Linked DNA regions of Homo sapiens: regions 1, 3 and 4 are each linked to region 2. A link is a contact called in ENCODE Hi-C or POLR2A ChIA-PET data. All regions are on one chromosome and are shown on one strand. The core of a region is the stretch at or near the end of the contact, and the rest is flanking DNA. Distances in the headings are between cores, read along the strand shown. Region 1 has its middle 29 kb from the start of WSPAR. Region 2 overlaps HSPA4 (heat shock protein family A (Hsp70) member 4). Region 3 holds the start of IRF1 (interferon regulatory factor 1). Region 4 has its middle 88 kb from the start of WSPAR.

Region 1 (3,739 bases), core at 875-3,374, 780 kb after region 2:
TAAAACTCCAGTGGGAGGCCAAGGCAGGAGGACTGCTTGAGCCCAGGAGTTTAAGGACTGCTTGGGCAACATAACAAGACCCTGTCTCTTAAAAATAAAAATAAAACACACACACACAAACAAACTCCAGCAGAAAAGCTTTGGTATCTAGTTGAGGCAGCATCCTCTACAGGAAGGGCAGAGAAAGGCCGGCCCCTCTTTCTGCCTGCTTCTGGCATGGCTCCTGGCTGTCCCCAGCATCTGCATTGCCATCTGTAGAGTATGTAAATCCATACAATTAATACTCTTCATAATCTTACCGCAACCATTTTTCTTCACGAATGTGTTCAGTTTCAGGAAACGCGGCATGTCCTGGAGGCACATTTACATTTCATTATCTCTAAAAGCTTAACTACCGTGACTAATGCTGGATTAATAAGCAGCCCCTTCGAACGTCGAACTACTTTAAACACCACCACTTACGCAGTCTCACTGGTGGTGGAAGAGGGTGCTTTCAAACAGCCGCTGTGGCTGAGAAGGGGTCAGTCCAGGAAGCTAAGCAGGTCTAATTTCTGGATCTCCCTTGAGAGACTTTATATTATTCTATCCAAGCAATTAAATCTCAGCCAAAGCTATCAATTTCCCGATGAGCCTGGGACTGAAAGAAAGTCCAGGTGGAGTCCATGTGGGTCACCTGGAGTGTTCCCAATCCCCGCACCAAGGGAGAACCCTGACTGGCCTGGACTCCAAGCACAACACCTAGCTATGAGGCTGTGTGTGCTAAGCACCAGGACCAGACAATGCTCATTTGCAGCTGGAAACCTCATGTACAGCCTTTAAAAGAAGAAAACAAGCCACCAAGTTGAGAGACATCAAAGTCAGACTCCGGCTGAAAGCCCTGGGACTGCCTCCCTAAGGGACAGCACACGAACCACCCCACTGAGGCAGCCGCAGGGAGCACACTCCCTCTGGCCCTTTACCAGCAATCCTGGCACCCGGAAGTGCATGCTTTGTAAATTCCAAGCACAACCATTTTGGGCAGATATTCGTTATTATTGTATTTTTGTGACACAAGTGAGTGCCGTGTCACAGTCAACTATCAGTGCAGGTAGACAGTGGTGTCCAGAAATCTCTCCCTCCAGACTTTCATCCCACCTGACACCTCAGACCCCCAGCATTTTAGCTCATGCAACTGATTTGGGTTTGGCTGCTGCAATGTCTCTGGTTTGTTCAAGATGCTTCTCCCACAAGGATGTGTTCTGCTCTGAGAACTTGGTCACAGATGCTGGTTGATGCAGAGGCCTTCATCGAAGGGACTGGGCTGCCCCTGCCCTCCAGCCACCTCTGCCCACTCTATGCATCACTGGCTAGAGACCCCTTGCTCACCTCCCACAAATGCTCTGGGCCTACCCGTGGCCTTCAGCATAGCAGACCCAGCCCAACTTGTAGGGAGTGGGCCCACCCTCAGCTTCAGGACTGGCATCCAGGGAGGAGGCTTGCTCAAGGAAAGCCCATCCTCTGCTCCCTCTGCTCCAGGAGAAGGGGCCGAGGCCCTCAAAGTTCTGGCTCTCTGACTGTCATCCACCTCAAACTGCAAAGAGGCCCAGAAGCTAAGCCATCTACTGTTTACCAACTCTCCTCCCCAGGACCATCCTGGATCTCCCTGGGCTCCGGACAGCAGCGCTAGCACCCATTGTGACACAGGTTACTGCTTGCTCAGTGGTGCCTAGAGTCTGCATGCTCATCTCCCCGGCAAGTAGGGTGAAGCAGGGCAGGCCAGAGCACCTGTGGGATCTTGCCCCAGCTCCATGGGGTGACAACTCCACCTCTGTACCAGGAATTATTCTGATCCCTATTATCCTTCTTCCACGTATCCCACCAAAAACACCCATTTCTCAGGAAGGGCTAAGAGTCCTGGACGACACTTCATGGGGAGTCAGAATTCCCCATCATGCCAGGTGACTGACTAGCAGAACCTGCTGCTGAAGGTCACATGGACAGGGAGGCATGCACAGAACACAGGAGGTCTCATCTCCTCCTCCCCCACACCATGACCCTAGAAAAGCTCACGAGGGCAGGAGCCAGCCCTGCCGGCTAGACTCCCCCTGCAGCTCCTCAGCCAGAAACAGGGAGGTTAATAAAACACAGGACGAGGGTCTCCCGAGGGACAACTCTTGGCTGCCTCTGAAGTTTACAAAAGCAGCGCTTCTGATGCCTCAAAGGCTGCCTGCCACGGCTTCCTGTGAATTATTACACTGCAGGTTTTCAGAACATTCTGACTGCAATGCCTTGGGAATGAGAGTAATTGTATTTTATCTGTTTGCCAAGAGTTTTCAGTAAACTCCTTTAATGTACTGTAAAACTCACAGCCCCAAATAGCAATGTGTGCCTTCTAGCTTATGCACCAGGCACTGAATAAACACAGGGTGATATATGGGGCTGGAGAGGACACTATTCATATATTTACACCCTTTACCAAAACACACATTCATCTTAATGACATTACTTACTACATAGCCCAACAAATGGAGCCCTCTGAAGGTCACAGTCACAGGCGTTCCTCCAAGATGGCCTCCTCAGCTTGCAGAAGACTTGCCCCAAGGCAGTCCTTGTTCCAGGGATTCCCCACCATAGAAAATCAGATGTCCCCCCGCTTCCCTGTGAGTCAGAACCTGGGGCAGGAAAGCCACCCAAGGCCTCTCCTCCTCATCCCCCAACGACAGGGCCCAGACAGCTGGTGGACACCAATTACCACCCCGTACACCCAGACTTCAGCAACAGGCTACCCTCAAATTGGCCTCAACTCCTTCTTCAACCAGGACAAGGGGGAGGAGAAATAGGAGGAGGAAGATGAAGAAGAGGAGGCAGAGAAAGGAGGGAGGGAAAAGCGGGGGGAGCTGACGGGGGAGGAGGGTGCCTCATTGTGAGGAGGAGGAGCTGGGGGGAGGCGAGGGCAACAGAGTGGACTTGGTCTTCGGGCCACACCCCCTATCCTCCAAAGTGAGGGTCCAATCGAGACCAGGTGTGGAAGAAAAGCCACCCAAGGGAAAGGCCTTGGGCAATGGTGTGCGAGGCCAGAGGCCGGATCTGGGGTTCCATCCAGCCACCAGCCCCTAGGGAGAGCTTGACAAGGGTTTCCCCTTATGCCCCCTCAGTCAATTTCCCCATCTAAAACAGAGGAAGTCAGACCCAGTGATCTCTTGAGGCAGACTTCACCCTCACGGCCACCATGGTCGGTCCAAACCACCACTGTCTCTCTCCCTCTGTGTGCCTCTGCCTTCCCACAATGTATTCTCCACACAGGAGCCACAGCAGGCCTACTAAAATGAAAATCAGGTCATGTCACCCCTCTGTTTGGAACCCTCCAATGCCAACCTCTCAACCAAGACCTACCAAGGCCCTCCAGGATCTGGCCCCCAGCTCATACCCTCTTCCTCACTTCCCCCACTCCAGCCACACCAGCCTCCTCCCGGGCTGGACCTGGAAGCCACCGAAGCCCTGGGTCTTTGTATCTGCTGGTGCCTTGCCTGGAATGCCCTTCCCTGAGATATCTCCAAGGCCTCCTTCCTCTCTGCCTTCAAGTCTTTCCTCAAGAGGCCCCTTCTTTACAAAGCCTTCCCTGGCCAGTCACCCTGAGGCCCCACCTTCCCTTCCTGCCACTTCTTCTCTCCTAGCACTTATGATTTCCTGCTGTACCATACATTTTACTTACATTGTCCATTGTTTCTTCCTGTCTACTCTCTAAGAAGAATATAAGCTC
Region 2 (3,383 bases), core at 648-3,147:
TTTTTTTTAATAGTCTTTTCTTGACAGCCTTATTATTAATAGTCCTCAAGTGACACTTAGGAGGGAACTTTATTATAGTGTTTTAGCTTCTAGGTTGAGGATTGGGTGGTGGGAGAGGGCGGATTTGGGTTTAGCATGGCTTGTAAAATTTGTTAATTTTATAAGAAACCAGTTTTCTGTCTTACCCATTCCAGGAGCTGACAAGTACTTGTAGCCCTATAATTTCAAAGCCCAAACCCAAAGTGGAACCTCCAAAAGAGGAACAAAAAAATGCAGAGCAGAATGGACCAGTGGATGGACAAGGAGACAACCCAGGCCCCCAGGCTGCTGAGCAGGGTACAGACACAGCTGTGCCTTCGGATTCAGACAAGAAGCTTCCTGAAATGGACATTGATTGATTCCAACACTTGTTTCTATTAAAACAGACTATTATAAAGCTTTAAGTTGTCAACTTTGTTCTAAATATCAACTAGCGCAAGTGAATACTGAAGATTTCTTAGTCAGTTTTTAGGGGATTTTCGGGGAGGGGAAATAGGTAATGTATGGAGCATTTTCACTTCTAAATAGTTAGATACAGAAATTAAGTGCATTGTATCTTTTTCATAATGGTACTATTTAGAAGCCCAGTTAGTCTTACTGAGCTTATGCTTCACTCCTTTATGTTTAACCATGTGTCTACAAGAATAAGTTTGTTTTGGAAAGTTGAGCTATAGCTACAGCTCTAGCTATCCAGCAGACTTTTCATTATGACTTACATGGCAGGAGCTCTAATTATGCTTTAAAAATCTGTTGTGGAGATTGCTTTAAATGCTCCCTGCCTGGTGTGGGGATGGGGTCCCCCTCTTTGTGAGGGCTGGAGCATGGCACGGCATGGATTAACACGGCAGAGGAACAAAGGTGTGCTCTGAGCTTCTTCATATTTCACCTTCACCCTCACCTGTGTTCTCTTCCCTCTCTCCCAATAAAAGGGCTCCCATTATAAATGCCATGTACTTCTCTTGGGAAAATAGACCCCCTTGCCTAGAGTAAGTTGTTAACTGAGGGCTTTAAACCTGGAGGCTCTTCCTGAAAGTATGTTCATGAATACCCCAAGCATCAAGGTCTAAATAATTTTCAGAAGATTAGAATTGGGTAGATATACTGTTGGATATAGCCATGGTAAATTTAACTGAGGAATTAAATCCTTGTTAATTTTGGTGTAAAGATTTGTATCCTGGCCTGTTTATTCAGGTGGGAGATGTTCTGTATAATTTTGAGGTATAGCTTGAACTCCTAGAACAAGAGTTAAAAGTTCTTTTTAGCTCATTCACAATCACTTGTGTGTTAAGTGTTAATATCTGTCATGAACCTGCCAATTTGTACGTGTTAAGCAGCTGACAGATGATGCAAAAAAAACTAAGATACACTGGATTGTACTGGATGAGTCTGAAATTAGTGTTAAAGAAGTGTGGTGCCTGATGTTATAACAACACCTCATTCTTAACTGTGTGGCCAATGTCAGGTATACCAAAGCATTCCTCTGACTGCTTTTTGGGGCAGTGTTGACAGGAGTGAGGCATTTTGGAAACTCCAAGGGAAGCCTGTGTTTGAGGCCAGAGTTGGTACCTGCTTTAAGAAACTGTTACAGGGCTTGTTGGTAATGTTTTGAATCTTTGTAAAAATTGATATTCTGTATAACAGAGTGCCTCTCTGTTACTTTTGGCCTATGTTGTTAGAAATAAGATGCTATCTTGCATAGTTAGAATTAAGCGTTTGTCCATCTCTAGATAACATTGAAAAGTTTGAGTGTTACAGGCTCTAAAGTGCAATGGAGAACAATTGCTTAGGAGGAGGAAGGGGAAAGTATACTTATGTTGGTGTGTAAGCATGCATGGAGGCCTCGAGGCACCACAACAAGGCCAGGTTCTTAGCACATCCTCTGTTCTCTACCTGTCATGCTTCAAGAGTTCCAGCTGGCCTGCTGTGAAGCCAGTAGCTATTTTAAAAGTGCTGGCTGCAGGATTAAGCCAACCCTTTACAACTGGCCCAGACCGTAATGGCCATTTCTTCTTAAAAAAAAAAAAATTTTTTTTTTTTTTTTTTTTTTTTTTTTTTTTTTTTTTGGTGTGTGTGTGTGTGTGTGTGGGGAAGGGTGTGGGTGCTGGGATGGGGGTGAATTTCAAGTTGAAACACGATGATGTGGTCTGCTTGCTCTCTGCTTAGACAGGCTTTAAGACCAATTGGATTTTCATGGAGGCCAGGACAGAGAGTGGTAATTGATGGCTTGTGTACAGACAAGCATTTATCCAGGTTGCGTTATCCAAACTGATTTGTTAAAGCTCCAGGTCACGTTCTTACACTAAGAAAATCATTCAGTAAACATGAGACAAGTTTAGGAAAAACTAATAAAATAAACCTGTCTTAAACTTGAATGGTTTCCTTAATTCCATAATGAAGGCTGCTGGGTGTGTGTGTGGGGGTGTGTGTGTATGTGTGTGTGTCTGTGTGTATGTGTGTGTGGGGTGGGGGCGGGGGGTGTGTTTTCAATAAAAATGTTCTCTAGGAGTAGGAACCCTCTGAGCTAAATTTCACTTAACATCCGTTGAAGACTTCCAGTCTGAAGAGTGACAGCTGAAGCACACTGCCTACTTTGTGAGAAAATGTTGCCTAATTTTTCTGTACTCAAACTCTCCAGTTGAGTCTTGGCCCAGTTCCTTTGGTGTTAGGAATCCTTGTCTTGCTCCTGTGACTGGGCCTTACTTTGAGGGTTTTGTTAGCAGAAGGCGGGGGTTATGGCATAAAGGTAAGTGCTAGGACTTACACCTGGCCAAAGAACAGCGCGGTCCAGAGTGTGCTAGAATAGTTGGCGCCACTGGATGTGTGGTGTGGCTGCGTGGAATGTGTGTTGGTGTATGTATGTGGTGGTGATGGGTGTTTAAAGGGCACTAAGCCAGTGAAAAAGACCTTAACTGGATAAGGCATGGGTCTAGACGAGGAGGGGTCAGGGGTCTTGTTCCCTGGGTCATGCCCCTTGCACAGTCCTAGTCCTCTGGCTGTAGGAGCAGCTTACCTGCCAGGGCCTACCCAGGGCCTATTGTAGCCACGTGTCTGAGAAACGTGTGTCTAGTAGGTTTGGTTTCCTCCTGAGCATGTAAGTGGTTTCTGTAGGGGAATTGTTAGATGTGGTAGAAAGAGCTGAGATAGCTGGGTGTGGTGGTGTGCACCTGTGATTCCAGATACTTGGGGGGCTGAGGCAGGAGGATCACTTGAGCCCAGGTGGTCAAAGCTGCAGTGAACTGAGATTGTGCTATTGCAACTCCAGCCTGGGTGATAAAGTGATACCCTGTCTCCTTAAAAGGTGGGGGCCTGAGAGATCAGGGTTCTGTTGTGGGGCAGTGGGAGCT
Region 3 (3,273 bases), core at 227-2,726, 620 kb before region 2:
ATCACTTCCCTTTTTGAGCTGCATCTGAAGCTTTGGTCCCTCCAGAAGTACATGGGTTAAAACAGTGGCAGGAAAACCCAAAGAGTTACACTCACTTTATTAATCCAGATGAGCCCCGGGATTTGGTTGGAATTAATCTGCATCTCTAGCCAGGGTCTCATGCGCATCCGAGTGATGGGCATGTTGGCTGTAAAGAGAACACAGAGGCTCCAGTCTGGAATCTGTTGAACAGTACCTGGGCAGTGACCTGCCCCACCCGAGGTCACTTAGTTACCCTCCCCTCACCTCAGCCAGCTGCTAGGTACTACACTCAGTGCGGAGGGGAGCTGCGCTGGAATAAAACTGCTCTCCAAATTTTTTCAGCATCTTAGGCAAAAATGCTTTTGCCCCTTCCTTCAGCCCCTCCCAGCCAGTCTCTGGAGGAGACAGGCATGCAAGTGATGGCTTCAGGATTCATATGCAGGAAAAGAGACAAAATGCACAGATACCCTAATTTCAGAACTTTTCGCTCAAAATTCAAATCCTTTGGGAAGGGAGGGACTTCTTTTGCTTGATGCCAAGAAGAAATTCCCTTGACTTGAGTTGTAACCACTAGCTAGCAAAGGGCTAGCCGTCACCCTGAACAGCCCCCTCCCGCCCCCCTGAATCCATTCTACGCCTTCCTGACAGCCACAGCGCCCACAACGCTAAGACCAGGACGCTAACCCTTCCGGCCCGGTTTCCCCTCCTCTGGAGAAGTGGCCCAAGGAACACCTGTGGCGCCTCTTCCCGCAGTCTCCGTAGGTCACGATTCCCTCCAGCCACCTGGGCAGTAAGCCAGCCCTTGCCACCAGCACAGGGAGCCCAAAACCTGTCGCCTGGGCGCGGAGCTGGGACCGCCGAAAGCCGGGAGCACTGGGCGCCCACGCGTGGGCTGACACTCGGTCCCCGGCACGGCGTGTGGATGCGCGGGACGAACATAGCGGGCCACCTACAGGCCCCTGGCGGCTGCGCGCACGCAGATCTGCGAAAGCTGCCGGGCGCCGGCAGCCTCGTCCGGGTGGGCGGTCCACGCCGCGTCCCGCCCTCCCCGCGCCGCGGCCCGCGGCTCGCAGCTCCTCCGGCGCCCCCCGGAGCCCGCGCGGAGGCCCGGGCAACGCCGCGCGCCGGCGAGTCTCCAGCCTGGAGCTTTCGACCCCCCACTTCCTGGTGCCCCGCGCGCCTTTTATTCGACGCCGCCGGTGCCCCGCGCCTCAAAGGCGTACTCACCTCTGCTGCAGGAGCGATTCGGCGGTCGCGCGCGAGGGTCCCGGCGACGCAGGGGCTGCAGTGAGGGCGCGCGGAGCGCGACTCCGAGTGGAAGAGGGAAGAAGGCAGAGGTTGCCGGGTTCTTAAGGCCGCCGGGCACGGCCGGCGTGGACTGGGCACGGCTCCGGGTGGCCTCGGTTCGGCGGGGCTCGGGCGCACGTCTTGCCTCGACTAAGGAGTGGCGAGCTCTGCCAGGGCAGCGGCGCCACCGAGCAATCCAAACACTTAGCGGGATTCCCCAGCCCTGGCCGGCCCCGCCCCCGGACAGCCGCGCGGGCGCCCATTGGCCGGCTGCGTGCCGTCATTTCGGGGAAATCAGGCTGTTGTAGAGCTAGCGGCGAAGGGGAAGTACAGGGCGGCTGCTCCGCCCCACCCTCTCCGGCCGGGCGCCACCGCCCCGGGGCCACCGCGGGCCCGCCCCGAGCGCTCCCAATCCACCCCTGCTCCGGCTTGCCCGGAGGAGGGCTGCCCGGGACAGCCCAGCGCCCCTGGCCCCAGCCTGTCCTCTCACTCCGCCTTGTCCCAGCCGGCTGGCTCCTGGGGCCATCTTTTCACCCTCCTGGCGGGGCGGGGGCGGGGGTATATCTCCCGAACGCAGGTGAGGGGATCGCCCGGGCACTTGCCGCCCTCTCCAGTGGGAACACTGGGCCGAATCTCCCGACTGGCAGCCTGGCTCCTCAAGCTTGCCAGTGGGATATCAAGAAGGGAGGGTTTCAGTCCTAGCACTACCCCTGTTTTTAGGGGTGACCCCCTCCCTCCAGGTCACTCACCTGCCCTGGGGAAGTGAAGAAGGCAGAAAGCCTACCCTGCCCCGTGTGCTGTCTGGGGCTGCTGGACCAGGGGAAATCCCAACTTGGCCGCTGCTGGCACAGCCCCCAAGGGACGCAGGACCTCTGTTTTTCAACCATAAAATAATAGTAGCCCTACCTTGATGGTTTGCTGTGATGGGAAGAGATTGTAAAGCACTATGCTCCACTCGGGCAACAGACGCTGAGTAGTTTTCAAGGTCGCCGTTGCAGGGTCTAATAGTGACCAGGATGACACCCCACCCCTTTTCGGTCTGCCTCCCTGGGACTCCCCCTGGCTGGCTTTAGGGAACAGAGGAGGAGAAGGGGTTCAGAGAAGCCCAGACGGCTGAGTGAGGGTAGGGGTGGGCTAGCTCTGATCCCTCCTAGCACTCTTGCCTCAGGCCGCCTCCAGAGCCTCCCTGTGGCCCGCGTATGGGAGTTCCGCAATGGAAGCATTGCTGTCATCTCTGAGTCCCCAGGGCTTGGCCCAGAGAGGTTCTGGGCAGCATGGAGGAATTAGCTCAGGGCTGATCAACGCCATGGGGCTAGCCAAAGGGTTGGGGAGCCCAGGTCCCATGCTCCTTGGTAAGGCCCCTACTTAACTCTCGCGCACAACTAGTCCCCGCCCCACGTATAGTCCTAGAGACTTGACTGGGTGTTCATTTTCCATCCAAAACTCTGGCCCAGGAGGCTTCTTCCTTCATCTCCCTAAAGCTCCTGCAGAAGTAAGTTACTCTCCCAGGCGTGTCATTTCCTTCACCCCAGCTCTCCCTCCAGGGCAGCACCCCATTTTGCAGGCTATAAATAGACACACCCATGCAACATTCGACTTGCCAGTCACTCTACCTCCCTCCCGTAGAGGAAATGCATGGGTTAATCCCATTCTGGCGCATTGCAATCTGAGTGCTGTGACCAATGCCAAACCTGGTTCCCAGGATACCAGCAGGAATGGGCAAAACTGTCTACCAGATAGAGGTGGGTCAGGAGCTAGGAGAGGAAAGGAGGTAGGAGAAACTGAGGAAGGAACCTAACTGAGTGTTAAGCAAAGTGGAGGGCAATGACACTCTGGAATGGAAAGGTGGGTTTTGGGGTACTTTAAGTGACAAATGGAAGTGGGGACTTGCTACAGGGACCAAGACCTTCTGAGCAAGAATAAGAGAAAACAAGTGACCCCTGAGTCGTGGGATCCTTTCTTGGT
Region 4 (3,194 bases), core at 456-2,955, 720 kb after region 2:
CACTCAAGACAATACTTCTGACACCAGATGCATGGGAGGGTTTTCTCACACACCACGCAATTCTGTAGGTGATTCTCTAGCAGACACCAGCTGGGTGTCCTCTTCTTCAATTCAGTTCTGACACTGTCTACCTGGAGAGAGCATCAGATCCCACAGGACTGCTCCCACTCCAGATGCCAATCATAAATAGTGGGTTGCCACCTATGCTTCTGATGGACCCACTATAAATGAGGGTTCCCACAGCCCCCTCCTTGGGTTCGATTAATCTGCTATAGCAGCTCACAGAACTCAGGGAAACGCTTTACTTACATTTACCAGTTTAATCCAGGTGAAAGAGATCCACAGAACAAGGCATGTGCCCCCATCCTGAGGCTATTTAGGGGCCACCAGCCATCTCAGAAGCAGACAAAAGACACTCATATCCCTCTAGAGATTCCAGGGCTTCAGGATCTCTTGCCAGGAAAGGGAGATGAAGACCAAATGTATATTTCACAGTATCAGAGTACCTGAGTATATTTCACCACCATTAAACAAGAGGTGATGCATGACTCAGCTCCATCAGAGAAGTAAGAAGACTCGGGGCGAAGAAGGCCCTGTGCCTTTCTCTGGCACACTGGAAGCACCTGCTTGTGTACCAGCTTCTCACCAAGACCCCTGTTGCCAAAGCAACCAAGTTTGGCTTTTCCTGCCCAAAGCACGCAGGCATCCTTGAGCAGGGGAGAGGTGGAGCCAGGCATGCACCGGGAAACCACCACATACCATGTCCAATGGCTGAGCCCTTTGAACTCTCAAGGTTGCTAAATGGTACCTGAGTCCAGGACTCCCACCAAGACACCCAACTCCACAGACAGACAAGTTAATAAATCACAGCGTGAATCCCCTTCAGAGGGTGGCTGTGTGTAAAAATAGAGAGGGCACCACAGCTTCCTGCCCACCTTTTCCTGGTGTCCCTGGAATCATTCATTACAACCACAGGGCAAGAGTCCGTGGTGGCAGAGATGAAGAGGCTCAGTGGCCTGGCTCCACCTCCTCACTTCACAGAGACACTGAGGTCACTCAGGGACTCAGTGCCTCGCTGCACTCACACAGAGACTCAGGAGTCAAAACCAGTTAAAACCAGGCCTCAGGTCTCCCTACTCCCACGCCACCTTGAAGGACACACCCCCCAGAAACCACAGCTCACTCCTTTTTCAGGACTTCATAGTCAAGAAACAAGCCCTGCCAATCCTATGCTCAAAAGTCCCCAGGCTGAGATGCAGGTCTTTCAGGTGGGCACCAAACTTTGGTCTGGAATCTTGAACTCATTTCAAAGTGTTTCTCAAGATGGTTCTTGTATAATTTCCACCTTAGCACAAACTAATAGCTCCTCATTGCAATTCCTCTGCCTCTGCAGCCATTTACCACTGCATTGACCTTTGCTTCTAGGTTAATTATCAATAGTTTTGTCTATTGAAGAAATTGAACTGAATTAGCTTAGTTTTAATCTCTCATCAGTAATTCAAATGACCATTTCCCACTGATGAAAAATAAAACTATCCGCGGGGGTGGGTGCAGGAGAGCCACCAACTCCTAACAAGGCTTCACCAGGCAGGGAGGGGCATGGCCCTCACCAGTAGGCATCAAAGCCGTTCCCCTGGCGTCCCATGCTTGAGTGCCCTCGGTCTGGACTGGACTTGTGCCAGGGAGCACGGAGGATGTCCCAGGTTGGTCCGGCCCTGTCTGACAGCCCATTAGCTCCAGCTGTCGGTGACATCTGCCTGCTCTGATTACCGTCAGAGCTGCGGAGAAGCAATGGCCCCCAGCATCGAGCTGTCTCCCCCTGTGCTCAGCTGTCATCAAGTATTGTGTTTCCACCTCAAGGCACTCAGAACCCATCCCCGGCTGCTATTTATAACCTTCCTTGAGGTCGCCTGCCGGTGAGGCTGCAGAAGGGGTGTGCCACTTCAGGGCAAAAGGCCCCAAACACCACCAACTTCCTGCCACTGCCTCCAGGTGAGAAGCAGGCAACTTCTGAGCTGAGCAAAATCAATTCACAAAAGTACATGCAGCATCAGGTCAGCTTCCACTGCGCTCCATGGCTGGGGACTCCAGGCTACATGAGAGGGACACTGAGACTAGGGCAGCTTGCGATGTCACCAGAGGCCTGGAGAGATGGATTCAGATGGCGCCACATGGCTCCATGCTCAGCCTGACAGGACTGCCTCTGATATCTAAAAAGATGCCACAGTGATTGCAAAGGGACTGAAAATCCCAGCCTTTGACTTGTGCTGAGCCACCCATGTTAGTTTCCTGTGGCTGCCATAACAAAGGACCACAAACTGGGTGGCTTATAACGACAGAAATGATTCTCCCACAGTTCTGAAGCCCAGAAGCCCAGAATCCTGCCACACCAGACTCCCTCCAGGGACCCTAAGGGAGAAGCTGCCTTTGCCTCTTTCAGCTTCTGGTGGCCATCAGCATTCCTTGACTTGTGGCCGCATCACTCCAACCTCTGCCTCTGTGGCCACACTGCCTCCTCTTCGTGTGTCTTCTCTGTGTCTCAAATCCCCCGTTGGCCTTTCTCCTACAAGGACACTTGGATGCAGGGCCCACCTAGGTAATCCAGGAGTATCACCCCATCTCAAGATCCTTAATTTAATTTCACCTGCAAAACTGTTTTTCCAAATAAAGTCACACACACTGGGCTCAGGGACGTAGATACATCTTTTGGGGGACCACCTATTCAACCTAGTCTATACCCCAACCTAAGGGAATAAAACAAGAGTCTGGCTTTTAGAGTCAGGAAGCACTGGGTTTGAATCCCACCACTGCCACTGACTTAATAACTAAAATTCTGTCTTTTCTTAGGATGTCACCAGCACCCAGTGTGATTCCAATAACAGGGCCCAGCAGGGCAGGGATCTGAGAACAGGCCTTGCCCTCCTCCCCTCTCACCACAGAAGGCCCAATGGCACGCCCAGTGACAGTCCCGCCCCAGGCCCAGATGGGAGCAGGAACTTTGTGGGTCCGTAAAGACGGCCTGCAGAGGAGCCATTTGCTTTCCCCACTCCAGGGAAGCAGCACTCTGTCACCTCTTATGATACCGCATCATCCTCGGCTCTGGGACCTGGCTGCCTGCCTGCTTGTTTCTGCCTCAGCGCCCCCAGCAGCACCAATAGGTCTCCATCCAGGCTTTGTTTGCTTTTAATTACTAA

Evidence for each region. Hi-C counts contacts between places; a loop is a spot of excess contacts on that map. ChIA-PET counts read pairs that join two places held with the same protein, here RNA polymerase II (POLR2A). Pooled maps may share reads with other maps.
Region 1: a map with no recorded cell type shows a loop between it and region 2 (3-fold over the local background). The contact joins two enhancer-like sites. A Hi-C loop is called at or near these places in 7 of 168 maps with a recorded cell type or tissue (CD4-positive, alpha-beta T cell, Right ventricle myocardium inferior, aorta and 4 more), 2 of 37 single-sample maps with no recorded cell type and 3 of 50 pooled maps.
Region 3: a pooled map shows a loop between it and region 2 (2.9-fold over the local background). The contact joins the promoter of IRF1 here to the enhancer-like site in region 2. A Hi-C loop is called at or near these places in 3 of 37 single-sample maps with no recorded cell type and 2 of 50 pooled maps.
Region 4: a pooled map shows a loop between it and region 2 (6-fold over the local background). The contact joins two enhancer-like sites. A Hi-C loop is called at or near these places in 3 of 37 single-sample maps with no recorded cell type and 3 of 50 pooled maps. POLR2A ChIA-PET finds 5 or more read pairs at or near these places in 3 of 52 experiments (WTC11, activated B cell and activated T-cell).

Annotation. Positions count from the first base shown.
Region 1 is chr5:133,882,632-133,886,370 of GRCh38, forward strand. No RefSeq gene overlaps it. Among named protein-coding and RNA genes, the nearest start is that of WSPAR, 29 kb to the right of the region's middle. RefSeq lists enhancers at 987-1,488, 1,489-1,988 and a silencer at 2,333-2,533. Within about 2 kb of position 2,125, at least 2 of the 41 ENCODE cell types and tissues checked have a DNase peak (open chromatin) inside an H3K27ac peak, as active enhancers do.
Region 2 is chr5:133,104,039-133,107,421 of GRCh38, forward strand. HSPA4 (heat shock protein family A (Hsp70) member 4) reads left to right here. Exons shown (of 19, transcript NM_002154.4): 19 at 195-2,411. The coding sequence ends at 398. Among named protein-coding and RNA genes, the nearest start is that of HSPA4, 54 kb to the left of the region's middle. Within about 2 kb of position 1,898, at least 4 of the 41 ENCODE cell types and tissues checked have a DNase peak (open chromatin) inside an H3K27ac peak, as active enhancers do.
Region 3 is chr5:132,489,297-132,492,569 of GRCh38, forward strand. It overlaps IRF1 (interferon regulatory factor 1), which reads right to left and starts at 1,477. Exons shown (of 10, transcript NM_002198.3): 1 at 1,249-1,477; 2 at 96-187. The coding sequence starts at 182. RefSeq lists silencers at 309-358, 889-1,168, 1,429-1,878 and enhancers at 350-997, 2,019-2,158, 2,292-2,937, 2,429-2,638, 2,679-2,728.
Region 4 is chr5:133,824,051-133,827,244 of GRCh38, forward strand. It overlaps a transcript of FSTL4 not described here. Among named protein-coding and RNA genes, the nearest start is that of WSPAR, 88 kb to the right of the region's middle. RefSeq lists an enhancer at 770-819. Within about 2 kb of position 1,706, at least 6 of the 41 ENCODE cell types and tissues checked have a DNase peak (open chromatin) inside an H3K27ac peak, as active enhancers do.